Regions from separate parts of the Mus musculus genome. Here region 2 is linked to region 1. A link is a contact called in ENCODE Hi-C data. All regions are on one chromosome and are shown on one strand. The core of a region is the stretch at or near the end of the contact, and the rest is flanking DNA. Distances in the headings are between cores, read along the strand shown. Region 1 holds the start of Homer1 (homer scaffolding protein 1). Region 2 holds the start of A630019I02Rik (RIKEN cDNA A630019I02 gene).

Region 1 (7,929 bases), core at 2,896-5,395:
GCCTGGTACACTTTTTACACACCCAGACTTCAGTTGACCTCACTCCAGTTAAAACTGCTGGTGCAACTTTGACAGACTCTGCCAACTGTTGGTTTCAGCTGTTCTTTTCCTTTTCCAGAGAGTTCATAAACTAGTATTACAGGAGTCATTTTTTCTACCTAATCATTTATTTTGGTTTGAAAAATAATTTCTTTACTCCCTAATTATAACTTTAATTAAGGTAAATGTAAATTCTATTATAGTCCATCTGTAATATATAAATTTCCTTATCCACGTGAAATTTTGGATATTTAGCCAAGTAAGGTAATTTAAGGACTGCCTGGGAAACTTTAAAGGTCACATAATATTAACTTATGCTTCAAAGAGGCCCAGATGGCTGTGTGCTTATGCACTTACAAAGGGTGGAGATGTCTGTAAATGCCTTTGCTGTATGGTATGTTCTTCTTTCTCCACCTACCCTTCCTCTTTCAACAATGCAGGTAAACCAAGCCACCCTCAATAAGAAGGTGTCACGTTCCCAAGTACAGACCTGAGGAAAATAAGAGCAAGTGCCCTTAACTGCTGAGCTGTCTCTTCAGCCCTTCTTTCTAGATCTCTTAATACTCAGCTATTGGCCATGAAGTTTTGGCACTGAGTTTTGGAGGGGCAAATTCAAATTACATCACTCACCAGGCAGAATTCTATTACAGCCTTATTTTACATGTCATTTTTAATTTTTTATTTTATTCATCCTTTAAATTTTAATCTATGTGTACTGGTGTTTTGCCTTCATGTATGTATGTGCACCACTTGCAAGCTTGGTGCCAGCAGCGATCAGAAGAGGGTATCGATCCCTGGGTGCTGGGAATCAACCCTAAATCCTCTTGAATAAGTGCTCTTTACACCTGAGCCCTAAAAATATAATTTTAACAAAAAGGCAAGTGATTTGTTTATAAACACATTATGCTGAGTATCTAAATGTATTTCATGTAGATAGCTTAATTTCATATTTCAAATAGTAGTCTCCTTTAGTATTAATCTCACTCTTCACTTGGTACAACAATGAGTATTCATGTAATGTAAGAGATGCAGAAAACGGATTCTCTTCTTTGATGATGCTACTCCAGTCTGAAGAATGAAGCATTCTTGGTGAAAAACTGCCACTTGATTTTGTGTGTAGGTGAGAGTGCACGTGACACTCCAACGTGGCTTTAAAAAACCACATTTTAAACTGTGAGGCTGCATATAACCAAGGGAAGGCATACTTCAAGTGTTACCAATATTAATTTTTTAGTATTTTCTCATTTAAAAATTGGTGCAACTGACCAGAACATTTTCTAACACCTTCATTTCCTAGCTTAAGTACTTATACAGATTAGAAGAAAAAAAATCAACTGCTGACCATTAAATGAGGGGAGAGAGAAAAAAAATCATTTTTACAGGTTGGAAAACTCTTATGCTCCTTTTTTTACCGACGAGGGCACTGCCCGTAAAGGTTAAGTAATTTGCTGAGGGTCACTATGCTACTAATAGCAGAACCAGAAATAGAATAAGGTATTTTAATTACATTCTTAGCACTTATTATTTAAGTATTAAAATAATTATCTACTCATAATTAATTCCTGAGGAAGAACTGCTATGACACGTGTCTACATTTTCAAAGTTGTATAAGCTAACAGACTTCAAATTTTAATTGTCAGGACAAAAAGCAACTATTCAAGAACTTTATAAAATGTGTGTTCCTAAGCTATCACAATGAAATTTCAAAATCCATCATTGCCAACCTTGTTCCTCAACTACTTATTTATCGGTGTTAGTTGGACCGCAGAGAAAGCACTGACAATCCACTAAAGAAATGAATAGATCACCACTCCATAACACATGTTCCCAGCTTAACTAAAGAACTCCTAGCATTTTATTAAGCTGTAGTCTTTAGAATGAAAAGTTTGGAAATGCACTCTAGACCGGCTTTTGGCTATGCTGAAGATGTAAATCTGACACCGCTGGCACCAGCTAAAGGTCTGAGGCAAACAGAAAAAGTGAACAAGTCCCTTCAACCAACAGCTTTGTCTCTCCAGCACCCACACCGTGGACATCGAAACACTGCGATTTTCGTTTAATGCCCAATAAACCAAGCTGTACATTTGGTTTCGGATGTTCAAGGATAAAACAGAGGGCACTGCCAGGGCACCAACTTACAAAGGGTCAGTTTCAAGGACTGGAGTCTAACTACTCATTACAATTCTCTCTTTGTAACAGCTGATTATTTCTACAAAGTACTGGAAGAATGCAGCTCTTCTCTTTGAACAACACCGTCAACCAAACCTAAGATGGCAAAATTTTAGTAACCTATATAGCAGTTTGATCAATTAAGAGGTACAGGGTAGACTAGTGCACTGTCTTTATATATATATAATTAATAAAACTATAACTGAGTTACAAACATTACACATTCTAATTAGGACCTCTGGTGTCGCTCTACAATAATGCAAATAAAATCTCTAATTTAAAGTAGTACCCGTTTTGCAAGGGATCGGATTTAAAAATATGGTCACCACCACCGTTCAACTCCACACAAGCATAAGCAGATTTAAAGCTGTGATAAGCACAAAATCCTTACCCCATTTTGCCCAATGAAAACTTGCTCTGAAGTTTCTGCTCTTATGCTACAGAAATAACTTCCAAGGAATTTTCTCCGTCTGTTATTTTGCAGTTGCTTTTCCACCCCCGAGATCTTTTCCGGAGGCAACTCAACAAGGCAGACAATTCAGTTAGTTCTTGTCGGTAAAATGATTTCACTCGCGCTGACACCAAAATGTTCAAACATTTGGAATTTGAAAAGGTTGCGCGGAGAATATAGCACTTAACTATTCCACAAAATTAAGCGTACGTGTAGAAAAAACGCAAAAGCCAGCTTCAGCAAGTCTGATAAAAAATGAGTTCGCTGGTCATTTCGCTCACGTCTTCCACGACACTCAGGCAGCCAGGTTACTCGGCCTTTTTGGGCTAAGGCGGTGGGTTCAAATTTCACCACACCAGGTCCCTGGGGGTGGAGCGTGCAACCCAACGCGACGTGCACTTGAATAAAAATCCTACAGGCAGCAATGCTACTGCCTCCCTTACGTTTAAAAAAAAAAATTATATAGAAGAAATCTCGAAGTGCAAACCCCAGCCGCTCCCGATGTGCACGGCACACCACATTGGAATCTGTCCTTTGAATGTTCGTCCTCCTAAGACTCGGAGCAGAGAGGAGGTGGAGAGCAGGCAGAGAAGGCTGGGAAGGATCGATTCGTTTTCCCGAGGAGCAGCAGCGGAGCCATTTCCAGGCTGGCAGCTAGCTGGGGGCGCAGCCGCCGGGGAGCAGCGCAGGGGCCCGAGCCCACCTCCTTTGGCTTCCCGGCCCCCGCCGAGCACAATGGAGCCCCGCTCGCGGCCGCCCCCTCTTCCCGCCTCTCCTCGCAGCACCCGCGGCCTCGGGCTCCCGACGGCGGAGAATGAATGAATCAGAGAACCCAACCCCGCGCGGTCCCCTGCACCCAGCCCCCAAGCTCCCGGCGGCCGCGCGCTGAGGCGAGAGGCTGGCGGCTCGTCCGAGGCACGGCAGCCGCGGCTCGTGCCCCCACCCCGGCTCGTCTCTCCCGCTCCGCGCCGCCTCACATTCCCGGGGCTGCCGCTGCCTCCTTACACTCCCCTCAGCGGCTGACTCCGTCGGCCCGGGCGGCCTGGCGCCCGTCGCTGCCTCTGACTCCACGGAGCGGGCTCCGAACCGAGCGCAGCCGAGGGCGCCGCTTCCCGGTCCGCGCCGCCGGCGTGAGACGAGCACGGCAGCGGAGCAGGAGAGGGGGCGGGGCGGGGCGGGGCGGGGCGGAGAGCGCGGCCCTCCCGGCTCGAGGGGCGGAGCGCTGCCGCCGCCGCAGGCCGGCGGAGGAGGTGGGGCGCGGCGGAGGCGGGGCCCGGGCTCGGACCGGGGCGCTGAGGAACAACACCGGAGGGGATGAGCTGGCCGGTCCGTCGGTCCGTCCCTTTTTCCTTCCCCTCCCCTAGCGGCCGGCGGCGGACGGGCAGTGCGCTCGGCTCCTGCGCTGGCTCTGGGCCGCCACGGCCTCGTCCGCTCCGCACGCCGGGTGCTCGCGCTGTGTCTCCATCCTCCCCGCAGAAGGACCTTTAAATAGCAACGTCAGCGCGCTCCTCTCCGCACATACGTCACCCTCCGCTCACGTCAGCTTGTGCGGGGGATGATGTCACGCGGCCGGAAGTACTGCTAAATTAGGGAAAGAGCTGGGGGAGGCGGGCTGAGCGAGCTGCTCCGGGCCCACCTGCTCCCGGTTCTCTCGCTTCTCCTTAAAGGCCAAGGCGCCGGAGACAGTCTGAGGAGAGCTCGGAGAAGGAAGCGGCGGGAGGAGGTTTCCTTGGCACAAATGTGCCATATGCGAATGAATCACTCATAGCAACAGTGCCGAAGTGTCGCCGGTAAAGTCCTGTCTCCCTCTCCCACTGGGTTTGCAGCAGCATCCCCGGGCTGTTCACATCCCAACCTGCAGGGAATCGTGGGAGGGAGAGTGATCACTGCTGGTAGACTCGGGGAAAACCACCGTTAATTTTAGGAATCCTAAATACCATTCTGAACATAGTCAACTTTTAAGCTTTCTCCCCTCCTAAAGGCGTGCGTTTTAACTTAAAAAAAAAAAAAAAAAAAAAAAAAAAGAGTAGAGTTAGGAGCAAACCTCTTGTTACAAAGGATAGTAATTAAAGCAGAATGAGATTTCCAAATGTTCTAAATGTTGCAGTTCGCTGCATAGCCATGGTTCTGCAAGGCATAATGAGTCAAATTCATTAAAGTAAACTTAGTTCCCTCAGATAATTACCCTTCTACAGCATCGCAAGTGCCAACGAATCACCTTAGGTCTGACTTACCAAGGATATGAATTACAGTCTGGAAACAAAGTCCTACTTTATTAACACAAACATACGTTTGGGTTCCTGATTATTTTGAATCTTGTAAGCACAATAGCTCTCGAGTATATTTTCATTTTTTTTAATGTGGCAAGGATGACTAGCCGTCTATAAATTTATAGCTGCATATGTGAAATTGTGTTTTTAAAGTCATGAAGTTTTAAAATGGCCCTGTGTTGTTAAGGGCCTTTTATTGGTTAGACTCACAGAATGAGTTTTGCTTTTATTCCATTTAACTTGACAATTGTGGTTCAGAAATAGAAGTGCTGCACCCTGCTAAAGGCCATTAGTACTTCAGTTACTCCAAAGAGTCAGTGACCACATTTTACAAACTAAACTCATTTGACATGAAACATGAAACTCACTTCATTCAAAACCTGAAGTGACCCGAGAAATCCAGGACATGATATTATTACAAAATCATTAAATTGTCCTTAGAAGAATAGTACATCAATGCCAATGCAGTTCAAAAGAAAGTCAGCTAAAATTCTATAGATCATGCCAGGAGTGGTGGGTTTTGTTTTGCCTTGTTTGATTAAGATCTTGAACACCTGGGCTCTCTTCCCTAATCCCTCCTAAGCAATGCAGTTACAAGAATGTCCCTTGCTTGCCTGCTATATGTGGTTTTTAATACATGTTTTTAATGTTAACACATGATTTTTTTAATTAAGGAACAACAATTTTGCTTTTTTTTTCCATTGACATTTTCTTGCTTGAGTTTGGCAAAGTGTTAGGGCTAATTTATAACTAATCAGACTGCCTGATCATTTACCTGAACATTATAAAGTTATGATCTTGCTTTAAATTTGAAATATTAAAAAGACTGAGAGGAGTTTTTTTTTTCCTTTTTTTTCCCACATGTGTGTATGCATGTGTGTGTGCATGTGCTGGAACATGTGTACACGATAGAATGGAAATCAGGTTTAACGTGAGGAGTCTTCCTTGATTGCTGTCCACCTTATTGATGGATGGAGGGAGGGTCTCTCTCTCTCTCTCTCTCTCAACCAAACTCATCTTATCAGGAGGGCTAATCCAACTGACCAGCTTACTCTGGGCATCCAGTCTCTGGCTTCCTAGTACAGGAGATAGAGGTGGATGGCCACCCCACTCAGGGCTCACATCCAGTCTCTGCCTTCCCAGTGCAGGAGCTACAGGTGGACAGCCAACCCCACTCAGGGCTTATGTGGATGGTAGGGATCTAAACTCTGGTCTTCACACCTGAGTGGTAACTCAGGGTCTGGTTTTGTTTTAGTGTTGTAATGGAAGATTAATGAAAAGCAAATATCTGCTTTCCAAATCGGCTAATATACCATTGTACTGATAGAACTGATACTAAGTTATATTTCAGACAAATTTTTACTTAAATATAAAATACAAAAACAATGACACTGTTATTTTTCAAATAATGTCATCTTATGATCCTTGCAAAGTACAAATGCAATGTGTTATTACTCTCTAAAATGAAAAAAAGAAAAACTTTAAAAAACTACTCACCTACCCTTATTCTCTATTTCTGGGTCTTTCTTACTGTGTTAACTAACACTTATGTGACCATTTTCAAACACATTCAAGCCTATGATTGTAGCCTCCTCCCATTTGTGTTCTTTATCAAACTGATTTTTACCCACCTGCCAAGACAGTCTGTGAGCTGCTTCGGTGCCTTTAGAGTTTCTTTAAAGTCCTTTGCTCGGTTTCTGTTTGTCACAGGGTGTGGTGTCTTCTCAGCTGCCTCTTGCCAGCTGAAAGAGCAACTTTTTGTACATACATCTGACTGTTCACTGTGATGTAATTACTCAAAGCCTAAGTGGTCATTTCAGCATCTTATTCTAGCAACAATTGGCCAAGTTTTATTCTTTCCCCATTTGTGTGGGATTCACATATCAGGAAGTAGCTGTGTTGCCAAAGGTTTAAGTAAAACCTAGAAACATAATATGAGAGATGTCCTAGGGAAAATAAATGCCCTTCCTATTACCCTACTTTGAAACATTTCTAGTACACTTCCGACAGGAGTCGGAGAACCATTATATGGCTTTTTATCCATCAATAGATATCTTTTCTGCTAAAATGAGCTGTCATACCATAAATTCCAACTCTAATTTCCTTCTGTTGTTTTAAAGTACTGAACTTCCTAGAAAGGAGTGGATTTCTCTCACCGGAAGAGGAAGAAAGAACTTCAGCAGCATTTCAGTTTTTAACAGTTCCTCTTTTCCAGTATGCTCTCAAATTTATGGGGCGGTTTATGAATACCCTCTGATTTTAGAATCTGTGGGCGAAGACATCTGTTTCAGTTTTGGGTTTATTTCCATGCCCTTAGCAGGAGATGGTAGTCTCCAATGGATGTTCATAGATGTGTCATGAAATGGGTCTTTTTCAATGAAAAGTCATTCATGAGCTAGAAAAAAAATGCAGAAAAGAGAGTTAAAGCCAGGTTTTATTTTTAATTGACTTACATTAGATAATGCCACTGTCACTTCAAATAAAGTCATAAGCAGAAATACTGGATAGATAGCTCCCCTGCAATAGAAATCCCACAAGCTTATGACAAAAAAAAATGTATAAGAAACTAAATAACCAGCGAAGACTAAAAGTAATAAGAAAAGAATGAAACCGTAGAAAACAATTTCTAGTGGGTGCTAAAAATCTCATTGCACATGCTCTAAGGTTTAGCACACACAGGCCATCATTTACTTGAGTTGGCTTGGATAAAGGCATCTTTCATTATTATTACAGTCTTCATCTCAGCAGAAATGAGGTGGCAGAAAAGTCTTTTCAAATGAATTTCAATTAAAAAGGAAAAACACAATCTCAAGAGTGGGAATGTAGGTGTTTGGCTTCTCAAGTCTAAGTCTTCCAGACAGATTTCCTCATCTGAGAACATCCATACATGATACTTTTTTTCCTCTTAAACAGAATCGTTTGTGAGTTGTAGAGGAAGAGATATTGAAGAGTTATCCACAGGAAAACGGCTATAGAACATGAGAAATGACGTCATGGCAC
Region 2 (7,929 bases), core at 3,279-5,778, 210 kb after region 1:
CGTTCATTTAGCAGTCCAAACTAAAGTGTATGTAGCATAAACTAGTAACATGGCACATTCATTATCAAGCATTTTACACTTTATGTGCTTGTATGAGTTATGCTTTTATGCAACTGGAAATACAGTAGGGATTTTCCTCGGCATCATCACAAAGGTCATTAATTCACTAGCTATGATGTTATGATGACTAGAGTGACACTAGACAAAAGGAAGCCCACAGCTCCACTCTAATTCCCTAGGACCATGGCGGTCTATGCGGTCCACAGTTAACCAAATACCATTCTGGGGCACACAGTTGTAGTTAGAAGAGAAAATCCTGTAGGAGTGGGGGAGGCAGGTACTTGGAAATAAAATCAGAAAGGAATTTGGAGCCAAGGATGTTCCTATTTTGTAAGTAAGAAGAGTTTATTGAGATTCGTCTCCATGAGGAATGCTAATGGGATGCTTGGGAAAGCCAGATGGAAGGAAAATAGGAAGGGCCGAGACCAGGCCAATAAGAGGCAGGAGTCAGGCTCCTGGTCAGATAGGAAGCAGATGGAGTGGGTGGTCCACAAAACCTAGCTAGGTTTGGGGGTCCCTGTGGGAACAAAGAGCACAGATGCCAGGGTCACATGTGGGTCCTGGTGAGAGAAGGGAGCCTTCCTGACTGGGGAACACGGGAGGACCAGGAGGGCAACCCAGAATAGGGAAGGAGTGAAAATGAATTTCAGCTTTCCTTCTGGCTTAAGGCTGGCTACTGAGCAATTCTGGCCTGGGCTTTCTTACTGCACTGATATCTGGATTTTAACTTTTTAAACTTTATTTTATATTCACCCCACATTTGAGGTGGATGTGAGTACTGACTTCTATATTTTACATTTACTTGTTCTAATAATTAATATTAATTTTATTTATTACTATAATATATAATTACTGGTATTGTTCACCATAGGTTATCAGATGAGGATGAGGAGGGCAAGACCAAGCAGGAGTGTATCGTCTCTGACCCTTCCTTTTCCATGGTGGCAGTTCAACGTGAAGACAGTGGGATAACCTGGGAGACCAACTCAAGCAGATCTTCCACTCCTTGGGCTTCAGGAGAAAGTCAGACCTCGGGAATATGTAGTTTGGAAGGGTCAGCTCTGACTTCTCCTCCAGGAAGTGTTTCCTTTATTATGGATGAAGTTAAAAGGACACGGAAAAGAACTCAGAAGTCCAAGCGTGGCTCACCGTCACTGCGTCGGAAAGGCAGCAAAAAAAGGAATTCTCTGGAATCACAAGATGTTCTGACAAACCAAGAAGATGGTCCTTCAATTTCAGAAAGCCCTGTGCTCAATATTGAGAATGAAAAGTCATCTATTGGCACTTATGATAAAACAAGAAGGAAGAAGACTGCATCAAATACGCCTCCCATCACTGGGGCTATCTACAAAGAGCACAAACCATTAGTGTTGAAGCCAGTCTACATAGGAACGGTACAATACAAAATAAAGATGTTCAATTCAGTTAAAGAAGAGTTAATTCCTCTACAATTTTATGGGACGTTGCCAAAAGGTTATGTAATTAAGGAAATACATTACAGGAGAGGAAAAGATTCATCTATTAGTCTAGAGCCGGATTTGAGCAATGGTGGTTCTAATATAGTTCCCCAAAGGAAATTAGCCCAGAGCCCAGAAGAAGACAAAGTAAGAGAGCTTGCTCCACCCTGGAGAGGTGCCCTCTCCAAAGGGTCCAGGACCTCATTGTTTAGTCACGAAGAGCAAAAGAAAACGTATGCCGATTCCAATTTAAATGTTCCATCTTCAACAGAACACGCATTTCCCTCCAGTGCCAGAAATGATACAGCTGATCAAGAAGAAAATCTCAGCCTTCCACAAATGATGCCACAACAGCCAGCTGATGAATCAAAGACCCACAGAATGGAGCCACCAAGCATTCCAGCAACCATGGTCCTTGAAAGAGCAAAGGAAGAACTGGAACAGAATGCACAAGGAAAGGAAAGTTCAGAGGATGATGCTTCAGTCTTGACAGGCTCAGCCGATGATGTGCAACAGGAAGGCTTGGTTTCTGTCAACCATTCCATGCCATGGGAGGCAGAGAAGGAGTCTTTAGAGACAGGACCACCAAGACCAGCGCCAGCCATCCAAGAAAAGTTTGAGCCAGACATGGAAGGGCTAGAGCCGATTTCAACAGAAAAAACAGAACAAGCGTCTGAATACGTGACCTCATCTGAGCCCATAGTCCACAGAGAGGAGGAGCATGCGCCTGAGCCCATAGTCCACAGAGAGGAGGAGCATGCGCCTGAGCCCATAGTCCACAGAGAGGAGGAGCATGCGCCTGAGCCCATAGTCCACAGAGAGGAGGAGCATGCGCCTGAATCCATAGTCCACAGAGAGGAGGAGCATGCGCCTGAGTCCATAGTTCAAAGAGAGGAGGAGCATGCGCCTGAGCCTGAGTCCATAGTCCACAGAGAGGAGGAGCATGCGCCTGGGCCTGTGCCCATAGTCCACAGAGAGGAGGAGCATGTGCCTGAGCTTGAGTCCATAGTCCACAGAGGGGAGGAGCATGCGCCTGAGCCCATAGTCCACAGAGATGAGGGGCATGCACCGGAGCCCATAGTCCACAGAGAGGAGGAGCATGTGCCTGAGCCCATAGTCCACAGAGATGAGGGGCATGCACCTGAGCCCATAGTTCACAGAGAGGAGGAGCATGTGCCTGAGCCTGAGTCCATAGTCCACAGAGAGGAGGAGCATGCGCCTGAACCCATGGTTCTTAGAAAGGCACAACTAGAGAGGGGAGTGGAAACTTCTACGCCAATCACGGATACCACTGAACCCGAAGATTCTAGTCTAGAAGAAGAGATCATAGAACTTGATTACCCGGAAAGTCCTTTAGCTTCTAAGGAGACTTCCCCATCGCCTTTGTCCCCTGAAGTAGAGCACAGAAAAGAGCCCATTCTACCAACACAGATGACATTCACACCTGAACGTATCACTTTGTCCGAGGAAGAAAGAGAAGAAAACGAGTCTGTTTCTACCGATTCTGCTTTTGTATCTGAGTATTCAGTCCTACAGGATTTGAACCATACACCAGAGAAGCTGGAAGTAGAGGCAGTTTCTGTATCTGATGTGAAATCTAGCAATGAACCTGCAGTCTTTTCAGAGGACGACGAGGAACGTGAGTCTTATTCCCCAGCTATGACCTCTGTATCTGAGCAGTCTCTTTCTCCATCCACCACTGAGAAGACATCTGCCATCCAGTCCCCACTCTTTTCAACAGTTTCACCAGTCCTGTCTGGAGATGAGGCCTCAGAGAGCGTGTGTCACTCACCAGAATCTGAATCTGCGGCTGAGTATTCTGTTCCAGCACATGCGCAAGAGTTGCTGTTGAAAACAGGTGACCACAAGCTCCCATTAAAGTCCCAACGTGTTTCTGAGCCCATCATTCAGGCAGAAGATGAGAAAGAAGATATTGGGCTACTTCCCCCAGCAGCACTGAGCCAGGCAGTTCTATCGGAAGATGAGAGTCTAGGAAGTGGAAGTTTCGCATCAGATTCAAAGCTGCCATTTAAACCCTCGGTTTCACAAAATGCAACACGGGAATCCCCCCAAAAAACAATAGATGACATGCCCCAATTCAAACCAAGAGGCCTTTCTGATCCTGCAACCCTGTTAGAAGAAGAAAAGGAAGCCATTGGAGTTGGGCTATCTTCATCCAATGAGGTCTCTGCAGTGGAATGCGCTCTCCCCCCACAAACCACTGAGCTGCTTTCTGAAAGCCATGCCCCACCTCCCTGGGCCATCTCATCCGAACAAGTGGTCCAATCAGAAGAAGGGAGCAGAGACCAGCAGCGGGGCTCATTCTCTTCCACACCAGAGCTTGGCCACACATCTCCTCTGCTTCTAAAGGGTGCCTCCTCACCCACAGGTCTATCAGAGCAAGGGCAGGAAGAGGACAATATTGGGCCCCTTTCCCCTGATTCTGCATTTGCGTCAGAATTCTCATTCTCACCCTATCCGACTCAGGAACTAGAGAAGAGAGAGCTGGGGCGGGATTCTCCACTGTGCTTAACGTCCCCCTCTGAGCAGACTGTTCTGTCTGATGAGGACACGGAAGAGGCTGACCTCTTTTCTCCGGATTCAGCATCACAGGTGTCAATCCCACCATACCGAATCGCAGAAACAGAGCAAAACAAGGTCGAGCCAGACGAATTACTACCTAGGAGGTCTGCTCCAGACTATCCCTACTTCTCAGAGGCAGATGAAGAAGAGGCGGGGTCCTCAGTGGTCACGCCTGTGCCTGAGCATTCTGAGCCATCGCAGGAGCGGGAGGAGTCTTCCCCTTGTAGGCCTGTGTTCGAAGATCTGAGCCTGCTACCTTCGGCAGATAAGACCGGCCAAGCAGAAACTATGTCAGATGTTCCAACAATTTCAACCTCTGTGTCTGAATATCTCATCCTGGCACAGCAGGAGAAAACTCAGGCATCTTTGGAGCCTGAGGCTGAAGATTTGGTACCACCACCAACCAGTGGATGGGAGAAGAGAGATGCAAAGAGTAGTCTGCCAGCAGTTACAATAGCAGCTTCCTCTTCTGCACTCTCATCAGTGGTAAAGGAAGAAACCACATCCGTTTTGCCCACCTCTCAGCCCTCAGTTTCACCCGAGTCAACCTGTGTGCTTAAGCCAGAGCAGGAGCCCACAGCACCTCTCACTCTAACAAGTGCAGATGAACAGATGGCTTTGCCCAGAGTCGGAAGGGAAAAAGCTGTGCTGGATTCTCAAGAAGCGACAGCACACAAATCGCAGGATCAGACACCAGAGCCTCGGCTCCCAAATGTTCCAGGGTCTGGGATGAAATATTCAGTTTTGTCTGACTTGGGAGATGAGCCAAAGGCGGATGTCAAACTCAATTTAGCTCCAACTGTGACTTCTGAACTAGAACAGAGAATGTTGTCAAAGAATGAGCCTGAAGTGGCAAAACCACACTCACCTCCAGAGGAAACATCTATTTCTGGACCTAAGGTTTTATCTGCAGTGAAAACGGAAGTGAAACAGGAGTCCAAAATAACCAGGGAACTTCCTGCGGCTTCATCGGGGAGAGAGAGGGGAGCAGAACACAGTCCACCTGCACCACCTGCACTTCCAGCATTGATGGAAGAGATGGGGAAAGACACAGAAGCCAGCTCTTCTGCCACCACAGTGCCAGTAACTAAGCTTGATTCAAATTCAACTAAATTAGGCAGGGATGAAGTCCTGACAGATCCATCTCTTGCCAGCCCTGTGGAACACCCAGGCTTAAAGGGAGTAGGGAAGAGCGAGTTAGGCAGTGGTTTGCCTTTGCCCAGCATGTCTACCTCAGAGGTGTTAAGGCCTGAACCCAAACTTCCTGTCAACTCAGGGGTTGAGGTAGAGAGAGAAGACAACGAGCCACCTCCATTGCAAGTGTCACCCACATCCAAACCCACGGTGCCAAATGACAAACACGAGGAGATAACAAGGTCTCCTGATTCTGAAAATGTAGTTTCAGATGATTTAGCTCCAACATTACTGGCCCTCAGACATGAGATGAACAGGCAAGCAGAGGAGACATCTTCTCCAGTGCCGGGGAGTTTCCTGTCAGGAGAGCAAGAGCTTATAAAGCTCCCCCCAGAGCCTGAGAAGCACAAACAGTTATCAGAAGTACCAACTGCTGGGTCAGAACTCATTGATAGTAGAGATAGAGATAGATCCTTAGGTATAGAACCAGTAAAACCCATCGGAACGGAACCAGGGCCTTCTATCTTAGAAAAGGGCCCCGCTGAGCTTCAGAGAAGAGGAAAAGAACAAGAAGAAAACAGGAAGCTTCCTGTGCCTGCCTCAGCTCCATTAGAGACTGCTTCTTTTGACCTCCCCATTGAGCAAAAAGAGCCTAAACGGACCCTTCATGAGGGCCAAGCTGTTGAGGTGCCTGATGAGAGCAGCTCTTCTGCAGATAAGCCAGAGCTGGGTGTTAAACAATTGGCAGAGAAGAAGGAGAATTTGGAGCAACCCAAGCCATTTGTGACAACTGAGCGTGCCAGTGTTACAGGATCAAAAGTGAAAGAGAGTCTCATTTCTCCAAAGGACAACACCTGGATGCTGGAAAAGCCAGATGGCTTAGTCAATCAGCATGAAGATAGAAAACCAGGAACTGGGCAGCTGGAGTCCTCTGAGAGCACTGATCTGATGTCAGAGAAACTTGGGGCTGCTCCACTGGATACAGATCACACATCTGAAACCAGAAACCAAGAAACAAGCAAAGCACCAGTGTCTGGTGAGAAGCTATCTCAGGAACCCAGAAGGGTTCAGTCAAAGGCTGTAGATGATTCTGAGGAAGGGAGAAAGCTAGCCTCTGGCAACGTGGAAGTACTCACCCAAAGTAAATCTGTCCCTGCTGTGAAAGCAAAAGCCACACCTCAACCTCCAGAGACCCCAGAGGTGACACAAAAGCCATCTGAGAAGTCACTCGTCACTGAGCAAGGTCTTCCTGCAGAGAAGGGAAAGAAAGGCATTTCATCTTTTAAATCATGGATGTCTAGTTTATTGTTTGGATCAAGCATTCCAGATAGTAAGGTCTCTGACAACGAAGATCTAGAAACTCGTCCAGGTCCCTCTGTAGAGAAAGCAGTACCTGCCATAGAGCCTAAAGGTACAGTTCCTGCTGAGGTTAATATAGCCGAGAAGCCAGCGGTTCATTCATTACCTGAGGTCACAGTTAAACTGGCCGAGGAGCCCAAAGGCGTTTCAGTTAAATCCAGCATAAGTCAAGACCTTAAAGAAAAACTCACATTTTTATCAAACGAAGACGTTTTAAAGCAACCTAAGTCTAACTCTGAAAACTATGGGCAGAAGGAACTGCCAGGCTTCTCAGAAGGAATGGGCGAAAGCTTAGCTACTTCAGTTGGTGACAAACATCCTGGAATTCATCCTTGTTCCCCTATGGGTGAGAAAGTGGGTATGGAAGAAGCCCAAAACATGGCTCCTCTTCATATTACTGAGAGCCAAAGACGCCAGAAGCCAGAGGTCTCTTCTCCGTCTATGTGGAATATTTCTGCACGTAAGGAAGAGCCAAGCAGTGATCACAAGGAAACATGGCTCTCGTCATCTGACGTAGTAGATAGAATGCCACAGAAGCCCAAATCAGCCCAGTCCGCCTTCACAAGGATGAACTCAGAGGAACCAGCATCAATGATTCTGCCAGTGGAATCAAAAGGCAGTTTAAGTGATCTTGGTGAAGACAGACTTAGACAAGAAATGCCAAAACCCACTTCTTTGGAACATTGTGAAGAGGAAGTGGAACGTCCAACAGAGGAGAAGGATGGCTGGGAAACTAGATCATTTTCCTTGGCAGGGAAGAGGGGCCTGGCAGAGAAGCAAGAAATCATGGCTCCCTTGGAACTCAGGGAAAATGAAGCAGTAGGAGAGTTGCAAAGGATGCCGGAATCTCGACCTTTCAAATTGGAAGAATCAAAAGCTGCTGAGAGGCTTGAACAGCGCATCTCTCCAACTGAAAAGCTCATGGAAAAACCCAGCAAGACTCTTGCTTTGGATAGGAGAGAAAAGGAAGTGCAGGAATGGGTATTTTCAGAAGGAGAGAAGCAAGAATACCCCCCTGCAGCCATGCCTGTGCCTGGAGCATCAGCTGTTTCTTTGGATAAGGCTCAACCACATTTGCTGGCTAAACCAACACCAGTTGTTGAAAAACCAGAACATATAGTCACAGAGGTATACCCAGAAATTAGGGAGAGAAAGGCAGCAGAAACCCAACCACATCCCCAGGAAGAAGGTAAAACTTTAGTAGAGAAAACCAAGGTTTCCCGTGTGGAGTCTCCCCATGGAGAGGAAACGGATGGCCATTCTCTTACTCAGGAAGGAAATCTGGAGTTGGAAAAGTCAGGTGAGAGTAGAGTGGATCTCAAAGAGGAAAGGAGGC

Evidence for each region. Hi-C counts contacts between places; a loop is a spot of excess contacts on that map.
Region 2: a loop to region 1 is called in a map of left cerebral cortex, with 9 times the contacts of the local background. The contact joins the promoter of A630019I02Rik here to the promoter of Homer1 in region 1. A Hi-C loop is called at or near these places in 4 of 37 maps with a recorded cell type or tissue (T-helper 1 cell and left cerebral cortex).

Annotation. Positions count from the first base shown.
Region 1 is chr13:93,299,973-93,307,901 of GRCm38, reverse strand. It overlaps Homer1 (homer scaffolding protein 1), which reads right to left and starts at 4,145. Exons shown (of 10, transcript NM_147176.4): 1 at 2,600-4,145. The coding sequence starts at 2,604.
Region 2 is chr13:93,091,432-93,099,360 of GRCm38, reverse strand. A630019I02Rik (RIKEN cDNA A630019I02 gene) reads right to left here and starts at 4,528. Exons shown (of 4, transcript NR_046182.1): 1 at 4,198-4,528; 2 at 3,622-3,647; 3 at 3,310-3,506; 4 at 393-2,828. It overlaps Cmya5 (cardiomyopathy associated 5), which reads left to right. Exons shown (of 13, transcript NM_023821.3): 2 at 932-7,929.